Linked DNA regions of Homo sapiens: regions 2, 3 and 4 are each linked to region 1. The links are chromatin contacts, found by Hi-C or POLR2A ChIA-PET in ENCODE. All regions are on one chromosome and are shown on one strand. The core of a region is the stretch at or near the end of the contact, and the rest is flanking DNA. Distances in the headings are between cores, read along the strand shown. Region 1 holds the start of MIR550A3HG (MIR550A3 host gene). Region 2 has its middle 25 kb from the start of PRR15. Region 3 has its middle 46 kb from the start of PRR15. Region 4 holds the start of PRR15 (proline rich 15).

Region 1 (3,166 bases), core at 546-3,045:
TAAAATATATTATAAAAACTGGAACAGAATGGAATAATAGCACCTGTACCCATTACAATTTTAACCAAGCAGAAGATTTAATTGACCAATTGTTTCCAAACTGCAAGCTATTTTTAAAAGTTCAAAGACAAAGAAAAAATAACAACAGAAAAAAATTTCCAACAGAATGTTCATGTCTCAGAGGTTTTTTAAAAATAACACTATACATTCTGGGAAACTAATGTGAAATCACTGGGGGGAAAATGTCAAAAAATAAAGAGTTGAAAAGAGAAAGCAAGCACCTCTTAGAGCTAACCATTTTTAATATTTTGGTAATTGGTGCGGTGGCTCACACCTGTAATCCCAGCACTTTGGGAGGCCAAGGCGGGCGGATCATGAGGTCAGGAGTTCGAGACCAGCCTGGCCAACATAGTGAAACCCCATCTCTACTAAAAATACAAAAGTTAGCTGGGCGTGGTGGCAGGCGCCTGTGATGCCAGCTACTCAGGAGGTTGAGGCAGGAGAATCACTTGAAATCGGAAGGCAGAGGCTGGAAATCGGAAGGCAGAGGCTGCAGTGAGCCAAGATCACAGGACTGCACTCTGGCCTGGGCGACAAGAGCAAAACTCCATCTCAAAAAAAAAAAAAAAAAAGTTGGTGATTATCTTTCCAGTCCTCCCCCTAGGCATTTAAAGCATGAAATTAGAGTTACTCAATACTACCTAATGAGATCATATTATCAATGTTAATGTAATATACATCACTAAACATCAAAAACATCTTGCCTCGTCTCAGAAGTGTAGTTTTATTATGCAGGTTGACACAGTAGGAAAAGCATAGCTTTGATGTCAGAATTGAACTCAAATTCTGACTCTGCAAGTTATAGTTTCCATGGTCTCAAGTAATCCTTCAACGGCTGTCAATCACTTCACCTCTCAAATAAGTTTAATAATAACCATTCTACAAGAGAAGTGAGATAAGCGCTCACATATACAGTCGTATATGTCCTATATGTCCTAAGTATAGTGCTGGCATATAGTATGCAGTGAATGCTTTTACCTTGTTAAAACATTCTGTTCTAAACTTACATTTTTATTTGTAAATGAGAAATTAATCCCCTGTGAAATTAATCTCGCAGGGGGAGGGAAGCGACGGTTGCCGGGAAGCGCGGGCCACCCCTCCCTCCCTCCCATTCTTCGTCCTCCCCTCGCGCGCCACCCGTTTTTCCTCTTTCTCCGTTAATAACGGCTGGGTGGCTGGGGGAGGAGGGAAGGTGGCTCCGGCGGAGTCTGGGCGGGCGCCTCCCACTCAGCCGCCAGCCGCCGTGGGAGCCGGAGGATGGCGGCGGTAGCAGCGGCCGCCGGAGACTAGGCGGTGCGGAGGCCCGGGGCGCCAAGCGCGGCGGCAGAAAGCGGCAGCGGCCCGTCATGGCGCACCAGAACCGAAACCAGCGGCAGTCGCACCGCCACCTGAGTCGCCCCTTCCTGCTGGAGACAGCGAGGGGTGCCTGCAGCCGGGACACCTTCTTCTCCGCGTCTCCTCGTCTCCCGCGCCCGCGTCAGGCCGCCAGCCTTGCCCACCGCCCCGAGAAGAGCGCGCCGGGCGCCGACTGCCCCTCGGGGCGCCGGGCGGCGGCCCTGGACGTGCGGGGGCCTCTCTGGGCCGGCCGCAGCGCCTCGGCCCTGCCCTCTAGCTCCCGCGTTCGCTCCTGCCTTCTTGGCTCTCGGGGCACAGCGCGCGGCCCGGTCCGGAGCAGGGCGGACATGAGCGCCAAGCAGAGCGGCCTGGCCGCCGCTCACGGCGCACGCGCGCGTACTCGGCTCGGATCTACCTTCCAGTAGCAGCGGAGTGGCCAATGGGACCGGGACCAGAGCCGGGGGCCGGAGGCCGCCGCCGCGGGGAGGTTCCCGGCCCAGGTGCCCAGCGCTCACCAGCCCGGCGGCGCCGCGGCGGCCCCGCAGCTGTTTCCTCGGGGGGGCGTGGCGTCGGGGGCCTTCGCGGCGCAGTCCTCTTTCAGCATCCCGAACAGCAGCAGCGGCCCGTAGGACTCGCAGGACTCGGTGCACAGCAGCCCTGAGGATGGCGGCGGCGGCCGGCACCGGCCGGTGGGCTGGAGCCCCGGCGGGCCGCTCCTGGTGATCGGCTCCTTACCAGCTCACCTCTCACCGCGCATGTTTGGAGGTACGGACCCCTCTCCACGCGCCCGCGCTCGGTCCTCCCGCGGCTGCACGTGGGCCGTGGCCGCCGGCTATTTTTACCCTTCTCCTTTTCTCCTTCGGCCGGGGCGCCGGGGGCTGCTTCCCGGCCCAGCCCGCGCCGGTCTCCATCCTGGGAAGAAACCCGGCACGTAACACCTGCGGTGTCGCTGCCGCGTAGACACGTGGTTTTGTTTTTAAACATCGTGAGCACCCACACCTCAGCGGGTACTCAGTAGAGATAGTCTATTTTCCAGTGAGTTGACTGGAGCAAATGTTGTTTTACAGCAAACCCACGAAATAGCCCTTGTGGTTGTGGCTTTTAGTACCAGGAAGTCAGGAGGAGACGGTTGCTAAATGTAGTTCTATCTGGTACTCGAGTGGGGCACAATTTTTAAAAGCCAAAAGTCAAAGGGTCTCAAATGAACTCTGAGTTACCATCTTTGGACTGACTTTTAATATAAAGCTGTAATCCTTAAATCTGTGTCAGTAGTCCCACCTACTATGTCACTTTAATTGGATGAATGCGTTAATGAAAAGTTTGTTTTCAAACCTCACTAAACTGCTACTTAAGATCACAGTTAATGTGAGTCCTGCTTAATTTGGAAAGCATTTAAAAAATGGAAAAGTTTCTTAGGGAAGCAAAAATTTTGCAACTCTGCCTACAAGGTACAGTAATTGGCTAGGTTCTTTTGAAGAGCAGTGTTGACTAGAGTTAAGGAAAAGTCAGTTGTGAAAAATGGACATTTTTAATAGCAAAATGATGTGCTTTACTGTAGAAACAGGAGGAAGGGTGCATTTTCCTGGGGAAAATGAATTCTTCTTCAGTTATATTTTATGCTGCTCTACTTTATTGCAAAACGCTAATATTAAATGAATCAAGACCACCTCCCCTTCCCGCTTTATGAAAATAAATAGAAGTATAGAAGATAAGCATTCCCATTTCATCGCATTATGTATCTGATATTAGAAGAATTCGCAACTGAGCACAG
Region 2 (3,554 bases), core at 507-3,006, 97 kb after region 1:
TTGTAGCAGCACCATTCATAATTGCAAACACCTGGAAACAACCCAAATATTGCTCACTGGGCAGATGGATAAACAAGCAGTGGTACATCCATTAAATGAAATATTACTCAACAACAAAAAGGAAGAAACTAGTGATACTCTTGACAAAACTGATGGATTATGCTAATCAATGCATTATCATAAGTGAAAGAAACAAGGCTCAAAATGCTACAGATTGTAGGATTTCATTTATATGGCATTCTGCAGGAAAGAACCCTATAGGGATAAAAGTAATATCAGTGGATCAGTGGTTACTAAGACTTACAGGTGGGGGAGGATTTGATTAAAAGGGACCACTTGGAAGAAATTTTTGGAGAGAGGGGATCATCTGGTCTCCTGATTGGGGTGATTGTTATACCAGTCTATGAATTTGTCCAAACTCATAGAACTGTACACTACAAGGGATTTTTATCATATTAAAATTTAAAATATTTACAAAAATAATGGAAGATCACAAAATGGGAGATTCTTTAAGAAGGCTTAAAAATCCTCTCTGAAAAAATGATCAAAAATGCCTAGATGAAAACCCAGGGAATTTTTCAAAAAGTGTGTGAGAAATTTGTGAACAATGATGAAGTCAATGGGCAGAGGATGGCACTTAGGTTCCATACATGTTGTTCACAGCAAAACCAAACCAAAACAAAACAAAAACAAAAAAAAAAACAAGAAACAAAAACAAACAAAACAGTCAACTGCCCTTGCTCCAGCAGCCCTTGCGTCCTTCAGAGGAGCATTCCTTCCAGTGACCACTAGAGGCAGCACAGAGAAGCTTAAAGCCCCAACTTAAGCCCGGAAGATAATCCCCAAAATGATTACAGCCTCCTGACCTCTGCCTTTGGAGATTTTTCTGAGGGCACACTTGGCAGTTCTGGGCCACTTCCTCTGTTTAACTTACTTGGGTTGTGGGTGGCAGATAGAGCAGAGTGATGTGACAGCAGAAGCATTCCAAGTGGGTGCTTGAGGTGGCAAGTTTCGGGTATCTGCCTGAGCCCAGGAGACCCTGCATTGGCGAGTGGCCCGGGTCCCCTGGCTTCTCTTTAGGGTGATTGATGGGATGTGGAGCGGAACTTTCTGGGTGAGCAAGACCCTCTGCTCAGGCTTCTTCCCCTCTCACTGGCGCCTGCAGATTGGAAAGCAGAACGTGGGATGGGACAGGAAGTCAGAACAGCACAAAAATGAACTTGCTTAGTGTGGCAGGTGCATGGGGGGCTGGGGGAGGCTGAGGGAAAGAAGGAAGAGAGGCTGTGTGTGGACCGATGAGGACAAAGAGAAGCTCAAAGGGTCTGAGCAGACAACAACCCATTTTTACCTCATTGCTCGTTTTTGTTTCATTTTTTTCTTCCTCTCTTCTTTCTTCTCCTCTCTTTGACATTCTCTACCCCACTCCAGTCCCATCTTTTCCCTCTTCTCTTATGCTTTCTGTACATCCTTCCTTCCTCTCCTCCTCTCACAACAGTCAGCAGAGTAACGTGTATTCACTTGATGTGATAGGGAGGGACCACAGGAGCTAAAGATGATGTATTTGTTTCCTGTGGCTGCCAAAACAAATGATCACTAACTGGTGGCTTAAAAAAACACAGTTTATTCGCACAGTTCCGGAGGCCAAAAGTCTAAAATCAAGGTGTTGGCAGGGCCATGCTGCCTCTGGAGGATACAAGGGAACAGCCTTCCTGGCCTCTTTCAGGCACTGGGGACTCCAGGTGCCCTTGGGGCTCTGACTCCTAACTCCAGTCTCTGCCCTTCCTCTTCACCTGGTCTTTGCCCCTTTGCTGTTTCTGTGTTTCCTCAGCAGTGGCAATTAGTTGACTGAGTGTATGTGAATGATTATCCAGGACCCACCTAGGTAATCCAGGATAATCTCAAGATCCTTAACTTAATTATAACTGCAAAAACCTTTTTCCCAAATAAGGCCTTATTCACAGGTTCTGGAGGTTAGGACATATCTTTTTTAGGTCCATTCCATCCACTACAGGTGAGATCCCAGTCTCCAGGTAACATTCAGTTCTTCTGTTCTCCCTCATTCAGTAAGCCAAAGAAATAAACATAATTCACTGGTCCTGTACTTAGGGAACTAAAATCTGGTTGGATATCCATAATAAATCCTTTAACACACACACACACACACACACACACACACACAAAACCCCCAAAACCATATCATGAGAGTTGAAGAATATAATAACGCAATAATGTCATAACATAAATGTGATTAAAAAGCAATCTAGTCGGATAAATAAGACTAGCATATGTCTCATAATTAGAGACCAATTAAACCAATAACATGGTCAAAAACACACAAAGAATATCAACAGAGTTCACATAAAAAGATATAGAAATGTTCCAAGAGATGCTGAAGCTCACCTATAATAGAAATGCAAATTATAACTACTCAAGATATATACCATTTTTTACCTATTAAGTAGTTAAAATCCAAAAGTTTGATAAGACTCTATTTGGCAAGGGTATGAGGAAACAGCTCTTTTGTACATTGCTTGTGAGTGCTGTAAATGAGTACAACCCTTATAGATACAATGTGACAATATCAATAAAATTTATCTATAAAAATCTGTGGGCCAGGCACAGTGGCTAACGCCTATAATCCCAGCACTTTGGGAGGCCGAGGCAGCCAGGTCACTTGAGCCCAGGAGTTTGAGAACAGTCTGGGTTGTGAAGTAGAGATAGTGAAACCCCATTTCTACTAAAAATAGTAGAGGTGCAGAGGTGTTGGTGGTGTAGTGGTTAGCATAGCTGCCTTCCAAAAAGGACAAAAAGTAGCCAGAAATGCTGGTATGCACCTGTAGTCCCAGCTACTTGGGAGGCTGATTTGGGAGGATCGATTGAGCCTGAGAGGTTGAGACTGCAGTGAGCCATGATCATGCCACTGCACTCCAGCCTGGGTGACAGAGCAAGACTCTGTCTCAAAAACAAAACAAAACAAAACAAAACTGTGAAATCTGTACTCTTTGACCTAGGATACCTTCTTCTAGAATTTAATTTTACAGATAAACTTATCAGTTGCAAAATCTATGTTCAAATTATTCTATCTAGCATTGCCTTAAAGAGCAGAATATTGGAAATAAGCCAAAGATTTTACAATAGGAGGCTGGGGTTATGCCTGTTAGTGAAGGCAGAGAGCTCCATGGGCTGGAGTACAAGGGAAGTCTTACGGGAATGATGAGTCCCAGGGCTCAAGCTTCCCCTTCATTGTCCTTGTCTGTCACTCTTCTCAAACAGCAATCATCTTCCAACCCTGTTGTGTGTCTCTACACCCTTGATCTATTCCTGACCTCAGCTTCTACAACAGCCTTCAGCATATCATGGAGAGATTGAGAAACTCTCTCTGAGGTCTATTGCTAAGGAACATATTGAAACACATGCCCACTCTTTCCCGGAGGCTATCCCCATCAGGCTGATATAAACTTGCAAGCCCCAAATCCATCACAGCCAATAAAGCTATTCACTGCTCACAAGGTTCTGCATAAAGAAACATGCAGTTACTTGGTAAGTCTCAGTGG
Region 3 (3,250 bases), core at 751-3,250, 76 kb after region 1:
CTCATAGCAGGAAAGAGGACAGCCATAAATATGTCCTGTGGGGTCTAGCAGGGCCCCTGTGAGGCTAGATGTGAGAAAGAACCCTTTCTGTGCCTCCCAGGGCCTGGTTGGCAGCTGCGCAGAAGGCTACTTCTCCTCAGGGCCACAGAGAGACGGGCCCTGAGGCAAAAGCCTTTGAGAGACCTTCATGGCAACCTGGAAGTTCACAGAATCCATTCTTAACCTCTTTCTTACACTCAGGCCAGGCCTCTGGCCCAGTGATTCTCACATTTAGTTCAAAGACCACTAGACTCCACCTGTACATCCGGGTGAGGGTCTTCTGAGGGAACTTCTGGTTTTGTTTATGTGGATTTACACAAGAGTCTTCTGTTGTCTAAGTTTAATAAACTTCAATGCTATTTCATCTAAAGCAGCCTATCTTTTTTTGGTTATTTTTTGGTAAATGTTGACATTTAATTGACTTCAATAATCTCAAAAACCACAATGGTGGAGGTGGTATTTTCTTTTCACTGTTGATGGAAAAAAGAGCTGAACACAGCTGGGTGCGGTGGCTCATACCTGTAATCCCAGCCCTTTGGAAGGCCAAGGCAGGTGGATCACCTGAGGTCAGGAGTTCAAGACCAGCCTGACCAAGATGGCAGAACCCTGTCTCTACTAAAAATACAAAAAATTAGCTGGGCATGGTGGCGGGCATCTGTAATCCCAGCTACTCAGGAGGCTGAGGCAGGAGAATTGCTTGAATCTGGGAGGCAGAGGTTGCAGTGAGCCAACATCATGCCACCGCACTCCAGCCTGGGCAATAGAGTGAGACTCCGCCTCTCCAAAAAAAAAAAAAAAAGAGCTGAACACAATTCTGGGACCAGAAATGTCAACACTCTTTCCACTTAAAAAATGAAGTATTAGGGAGATACTGTATTTATTATAAACAGATGTGGATCTTATACATTCTGTCAATTTTAACTGTGGAAATAGAAGTCCATCTATCTAAAACATGCACTACTGTCCAACTTTAAATTTATGAAACCTTTCTCTTACATCATTTCTGAACATCTTGGCATCTACTCAAAATCATGAGAAAGTATTACTCCTGCTAAATTCTGGTGTCCAAATTGTACAAACTGCATCTCTGTAGCTTTCTAGTTTCCTTCGTGTGTGTTGTGGAAAGAGTACTATTAATAGCTTTGGAGCAAGGGTTAGAATCCCAGTCCCACTCATTATTTCATCCCTCGGTGCCTCACTCCAGGGAGATTACAATATGTGAGGATTCAACAAGATCATGACAAAACACTTTGCAGGGCACAGGGACTGCCATGCCATGGAAGAAGAATATATTTACAAAACCAAACATTACCTTCCTCTGTGCGTTCGATGACCTGGGCTGCAGACCTTACTCTAGCAAACCGCTAGGTGGCACTAATTTGGGGACTCCTTCCTTTGCCGCCTAAAAGCATCCTGGAATTTACCACCATTCCGTCTCCTCAACGCTTGCCTAAGTGTTGGTGACTCAATCTGTGGATTCCACTCCAATTGGCTTAAGCCCAGTCATTTTGGGATGAATAATTGGCACTGCCATTACTCTAGGAACAAGGCACACATTCCATCTAGACCTGCAGGATAAGTAATACGGAATGTAGTCCGTGGAAAGAGACAGGTACAAAGAAGAGGAAAGAGACAAGGAGAGTGAAAGACAAGCAAAAAAGGAAGGATCCCTCCGAAGAGAGAGACTGAGTGATGGTCAGAGAAGGACAGAATAAAAGCATGATGGGGAAAAGGAAAGGGGAAGTGGGTTAATATTCAACTAAAAAAGGAGGGCTTTATTTTAATTTCTCATGCTAAGGAGCAAACAAACAAAAACACTGAAAGAGAGACTGCCTTTCCTTTGCAAACCAAGAGGCTTTGAGGGCTGTGTCCACAGAGCAGGTGAAGGCACCAGCTGCCCAGCTTGTGAATGCCAGAGATAAACAAACCACACCCAGTTGCCTTTCAACTATCCAAGATACCGTCTCCTCCCTGCGTTGCGGAGGTCGGATGACTGAGAACACAGCCTAGGGTCACTAAAAGGTCTGGAGTATGAGGGAAGGTACCCGTCCTTATTGTTCTTCACTCTGAAAATGCTGAGGCAGAAGCGATTCATGGGACATGAGAACTTTTTAGGCTCAAGGTTAATTCTTCAAGATAGTGAGCTGTCTGTCTCTGGGAAGATACAGACCAAGGATAGGACTGCCTGTTAGGATTCTAGGGGAGGAAGCCTGCCCTGAACCGAGCAAGAGGGTCTCCCAGACCGTCAGGGTCCTTTCTGAAGCCACCTTGTTTCCTATAAATATAAAAAACAGACCCAGCTGTGACAAGCTTCCTGGCTGTCTTTACCCACACCCCATCCACTTGGTGGTCTGAACTCGGGGCTGCAGGTAGGTACAGGAAGAAGAGGCTGTGGCCACTTAAGGTACGAAATAAACATTCCTGCCTTTTAAGCCAACACCTGCAGATTTCACCTCCTCAGTACTGGGGTGGAGAGGAGAGGTTAGGCATTCACTGCATGGGCCACAGAGGGCAAAAACTGAAAAGAAGTCAACCTTCCGAGAACTCGCCACTTTGAGAATATGATACCCTTGCAACCACCTAACTAAATATCTGCCATTAACTCAGTCTAAAAGCATGAAGTACTGTATTCTCCTGAGATTGGGGGAAAATACGCCTCACTGTACCAGTGCGTGAATAATCAAAGTGCTCCTTTCGTTCCCCATTATTCTCCCCTTTCTATTGATGTTGTTGTTTTCGTGTGTATTCATTGTCTCAAAAGCCTGATAACTCATTGTTTTAGAATGTTTGTTAAGGAGCCAGAAGCTAGACAGTCTGGGTCTGAATATTAACCTTGTGGCCTTGGGTAACTGACAATCTCTCCTAACTTCAGTTCCTTCATCTGTTAGGTGGAGCCAAGTTAGGTACGTACCTCAGAGAGCACCTGTATAAAAGAGGTGAGATCACATAAAGAGCTTAGTCCAGGGCCTGACACCATGCTATTAGTGATACAATTATGATATAAAAAACTTCTTTTGCATTTCTGCAATAATTCAGGTGGAGCCTGGCCCACGGACATGTGAATTAGTTCATGTGCTTTCTTGCAGAGGTTAATTTACTATTAGTTTTGAAGAGCAATTTGCAAAGCCAAGATGAGAAATTGTTTAGTGTGATAAAGACTGACTCAAGACCTACAAAAAGTGCTGAGTGAGTTGGAAGCTGAAGCACACAC
Region 4 (3,224 bases), core at 693-3,192, 120 kb after region 1:
GCGGCCTCCCTTTGGATAAGCACCTGGGAGGAGGGCGCTGGGAACCAAGTGCATCCTCTCTACAGGTGAACGGTATTAATTAGTCCATGGTCAAACAGTCACGAAATTTCCCTCCAAGATTTGCCCCCATCGACTTTCGTCCCAGGAGCCTTTTCGATGAGATACTTAGGAGAATTTATATCCCAGTAGGAGAGAAGGACAAGCTTATGATATTTGTTTTGGTTCTTTTAAATTCTACTTTTGACCACTTCTGCCTTGTGACTTTCAAAGAAGCATGTCTAGACTTAACTTCCCTTGAAAACCGCCATCCTAATTCTTCCTTTTACTCCCCAGAGCCCAATCTTGCGTCTGTTTGAAGTCACCCCCGGCTGACGGTTGAGATGAAGCCAAGTATCAAATGGCCTCTTCCCTTAGTTTTGTATTAAAATATGCACCGAGTCTGTACGACGCAACTCAACTCTGGAGAATTTCAGTTACAAAGTAAAGGCTTCTCTTCTTTTCCTTGTGCAATTCCCTCCTCCCAAGGAGAAAGAACGCAACAAGGAACTCCGAAACAATGTGCTTCTTCCCCAAGCTTCTAAGACCCCCCCTCTGCAGAGCGAAAGGCCGCTTCTGAGCACTTAGGTGCGGGTACAGCAAGCGAGACTCCCAGCCCACTTTCTGTGCGGGGTCTCTTGGGCGCTGCCACCAGCAACGGCAGGATTCGCCTGCGCCGCGGCTCACTTCCAGGTTTCCGCTCGGCTCCTTCCCAGCCCACGCGCCGGGCGCTCCTGGGATTGGCGATCGCGCTGGAGAGGGAAACTTCGGCGGTGTTTGTTGTAGGAGGTTCTCCTCCCGGAACCGCCAGGGAGAGGAAGTCTGATCGCCTACGGGAGGCGGCGGGGCGGCCTCGGCTGCGCCCCGAAACCGCAACACCGGCTCCTCCCCAGGATGCCCTGAGGACACACTCGGGCAGCGACTTGAAAACAATACAAGAAAAAACGGCCAAAAGTTCTTTCGGTACAAAAGGCACCCACGCCCTCAGGCACAATTAGCAACTGCGTCTGCAAACATCCCATTCCCTCCTACTTTGCAGATCGGAAAAGCAACCCGTACCCCCAAGTCATTTACTAACAGTGGTGGTAAGGTGTCCTGATGCTGCTTCCTCTCCTCTAACCTACATTTTCTTCTTCACAATCATCAACTTTGTGAGCACGGAAGGGCTTTGTACGAATTGCGCAAGGAAAAGATGGCAAATTACTCAAAAGTACAGAAAACGGAGTCCTGGAGCGTCCGTGGTTTTCAGCCTCTCTTAGGGCTCCGGGAGGCGGGTACCTGGGAGGTACCAGGCAGCACCCCAGGGTGACCCCCGGGGCCAGGCTCTGTCTCGGCGGACGCCGAACCACCCCCAGTCGCTCACCTGCTCGGGCTTAACAGGACCCGGAGGCCTCGCGCGGTGAACGCGGCCGAGAGCACGAAGGGGGCGCGCTCGGGTCAACCTGGAAGCCGGGGCTCGAGTCCCTGGGCGCGGACTTGGAGAGATCAGGCTTCTGGAAAGTGTACAGGTCGGAATTCCCGCAGCCCAGCTAAATCAAGTGCTGCTGCTGGTCTCCTCTGGCACCTCCAATTGCTGCGCGCTGCGGCGGAAGCCCGGGGCTCGCAGCGCAGTCTGTTCTGGTCGGAGGGGGCGGCGGCGAGGGGCCGCCAGACTCGCTGCCCGGGTGGAAGGTCCAGGGCGGCTTTCCGGGCTAGTAGTGTTTCATTCGCCGGCGCGTCCCTCTTCCCTGCTAGCACCGCCCGGGAGCCGGCTGAGAGATGGGACCCTGGCTGTTCACTCCGGCGCATCGAACTTGCCTACGCGTCCGTAGGAACGCAAAAAAGACATCTGCCCACCTGCTGGTTATTTGCCAAGTGATTCGGGAAACCAGAACCCTGGGGCAGCTGGGGGAGAAAAGAAAATAACCCAGGAGGCGGTCACCGCTGCCACAGGTGCAGGTAGGAACTTCGCGTTCCCACCCTCCAGGGGAGGAGATTGGATCAGGCGCCAGCCTTGAGGTGTCTGATTGGAGAAAAGCTGTGCAGTGCCGCTCCCCCGACCGACTCCTTGAGAAGAAACGGCGGAGACCTGAGACCCGGAGGCTGAGGCTGTAGGTGGGCTCCGCTGGGTAAAAGTTGCCGCAGCAGCTGTCCCTTGGCCCCATCGCGATTTATTTTTCCCCCTTGCTTTCCGGGTCCCGGGATCCCAAGTTTGTAACTAACGGGAGCGAATCCACACCCGAGCAAAATGTTTGCGAGTTTCAGGCGCCCTTAGTTGAAAGGCTGTAATTAACAAGTCCGCTGTTTGCCAGCCAGGCGCCGTTGCAGGCGCTTTCTGTGGATTGTCATTTATTTCTCACAGCAACCCTAGGAGGTAGGTATTGTTATTATTATTATTCTCACTCGACAGGCGAGGAAACCCTAGCACGGGAAAATGGTTGCTCAGGTTTGCCTGTCTGGTACGTGGCAGAGCAGGGTTGGAACCCAGGGGGCCTGACTCTAGCTTCTACGGTCTTAACCACCACAACCTGCCAGTCTGAGACTCTTAACACGACTCAGTGAGGATGTGAATTTCCTTCTTTCAGGCCTGGAAGTCCATGGACAGCCACCCAACGAGGGCAGTGTAAATCCAGCCCTGAGCCACTGCAGGAAGTGAACCGGGGATTGCACTCCTGGTCACATAAGAGTACTTTTTTTTTTTTTTTTTTTTTGAGACGGAGTCTCGCTCAGTCGCCGAGGCTGGACTGCAGTGGCGCGATCTCGGCTCACGGCAAGCTCCGCCTCCCGGGTTCACGCCATTCTCCTGCCTCAGCCTCCCGAGTAGCTGGGACTACAGGCGCCCGCCACTGCGCCCGGCTAATTTTTTGTATTTTCAGTAGAGACGGGGTTCCCCGTGTTAGCCAGGATAGTCTCGATCTCCTGACCTCGTGATACGCCCGTCTCGGCCTCCCTCCCAAAGTGCTGGGATTACAGGCGTGAGCCACAGCGCCCGGCCAAGAGTACTTTTTATTCATTTGACATAAAGATATTGGCACAGGGCATTTTCACTAATGAAGGCAGAGGTGCAGCTTGCTTCATCTTCCAGGATGCTCTTGTTTCAAAAAACGATTTTGATGTTCCTTGAGCTCATATGCAAGCATAACTCCCCTGAAGGACTGGGTGTGGAGCAACTGAGCATCTCTGTTGTGAAAACTGTTTGCAGTATAAAA

The links. Hi-C counts contacts between places; a loop is a spot of excess contacts on that map. ChIA-PET counts read pairs that join two places held with the same protein, here RNA polymerase II (POLR2A). Pooled maps may share reads with other maps.
Region 2: a loop to region 1 is called in a pooled map, with 4 times the contacts of the local background. The contact joins the enhancer-like site here to the promoter of MIR550A3HG in region 1. A Hi-C loop is called at or near these places in 1 of 168 maps with a recorded cell type or tissue (mammary epithelial cell) and 2 of 50 pooled maps.
Region 3: a pooled map shows a loop between it and region 1 (2.1-fold over the local background). The contact joins the enhancer-like site here to the promoter of MIR550A3HG in region 1. A Hi-C loop is called at or near these places in 1 of 50 pooled maps.
Region 4: a map of PC-9 shows a loop between it and region 1 (3-fold over the local background). The contact joins the promoter of PRR15 here to the promoter of MIR550A3HG in region 1. A Hi-C loop is called at or near these places in 3 of 168 maps with a recorded cell type or tissue (PC-9, endothelial cell of umbilical vein and mammary epithelial cell) and 9 of 50 pooled maps. POLR2A ChIA-PET finds 5 or more read pairs at or near these places in 3 of 52 experiments (AG04449, PC-9 and WTC11).

Annotation. Positions count from the first base shown.
Region 1 is chr7:29,683,767-29,686,932 of GRCh38, reverse strand. It overlaps MIR550A3HG (MIR550A3 host gene), which reads left to right and starts at 1,795. Exons shown (of 2, transcript NR_024278.1): 1 at 1,795-2,160. It also overlaps the pseudogene ZNRF2P2 and the pseudogene DPY19L2P3. RefSeq lists a silencer at 1,950-1,999.
Region 2 is chr7:29,586,598-29,590,151 of GRCh38, reverse strand. No RefSeq gene overlaps it. Among named protein-coding and RNA genes, the nearest start is that of PRR15, 25 kb to the right of the region's middle. Within about 2 kb of position 1,756, at least 2 of the 41 ENCODE cell types and tissues checked have a DNase peak (open chromatin) inside an H3K27ac peak, as active enhancers do.
Region 3 is chr7:29,608,106-29,611,355 of GRCh38, reverse strand. No RefSeq gene overlaps it. Among named protein-coding and RNA genes, the nearest start is that of PRR15, 46 kb to the right of the region's middle. Within about 2 kb of position 2,000, at least 4 of the 41 ENCODE cell types and tissues checked have a DNase peak (open chromatin) inside an H3K27ac peak, as active enhancers do.
Region 4 is chr7:29,562,553-29,565,776 of GRCh38, reverse strand. It overlaps PRR15 (proline rich 15), which reads right to left and starts at 1,942. Exons shown (of 2, transcript NM_175887.3): 1 at 1,400-1,942. PRR15-DT (PRR15 divergent transcript) reads left to right here and starts at 2,086. Exons shown (of 2, transcript NR_183550.1): 1 at 2,086-2,389. RefSeq lists an enhancer at 1-319.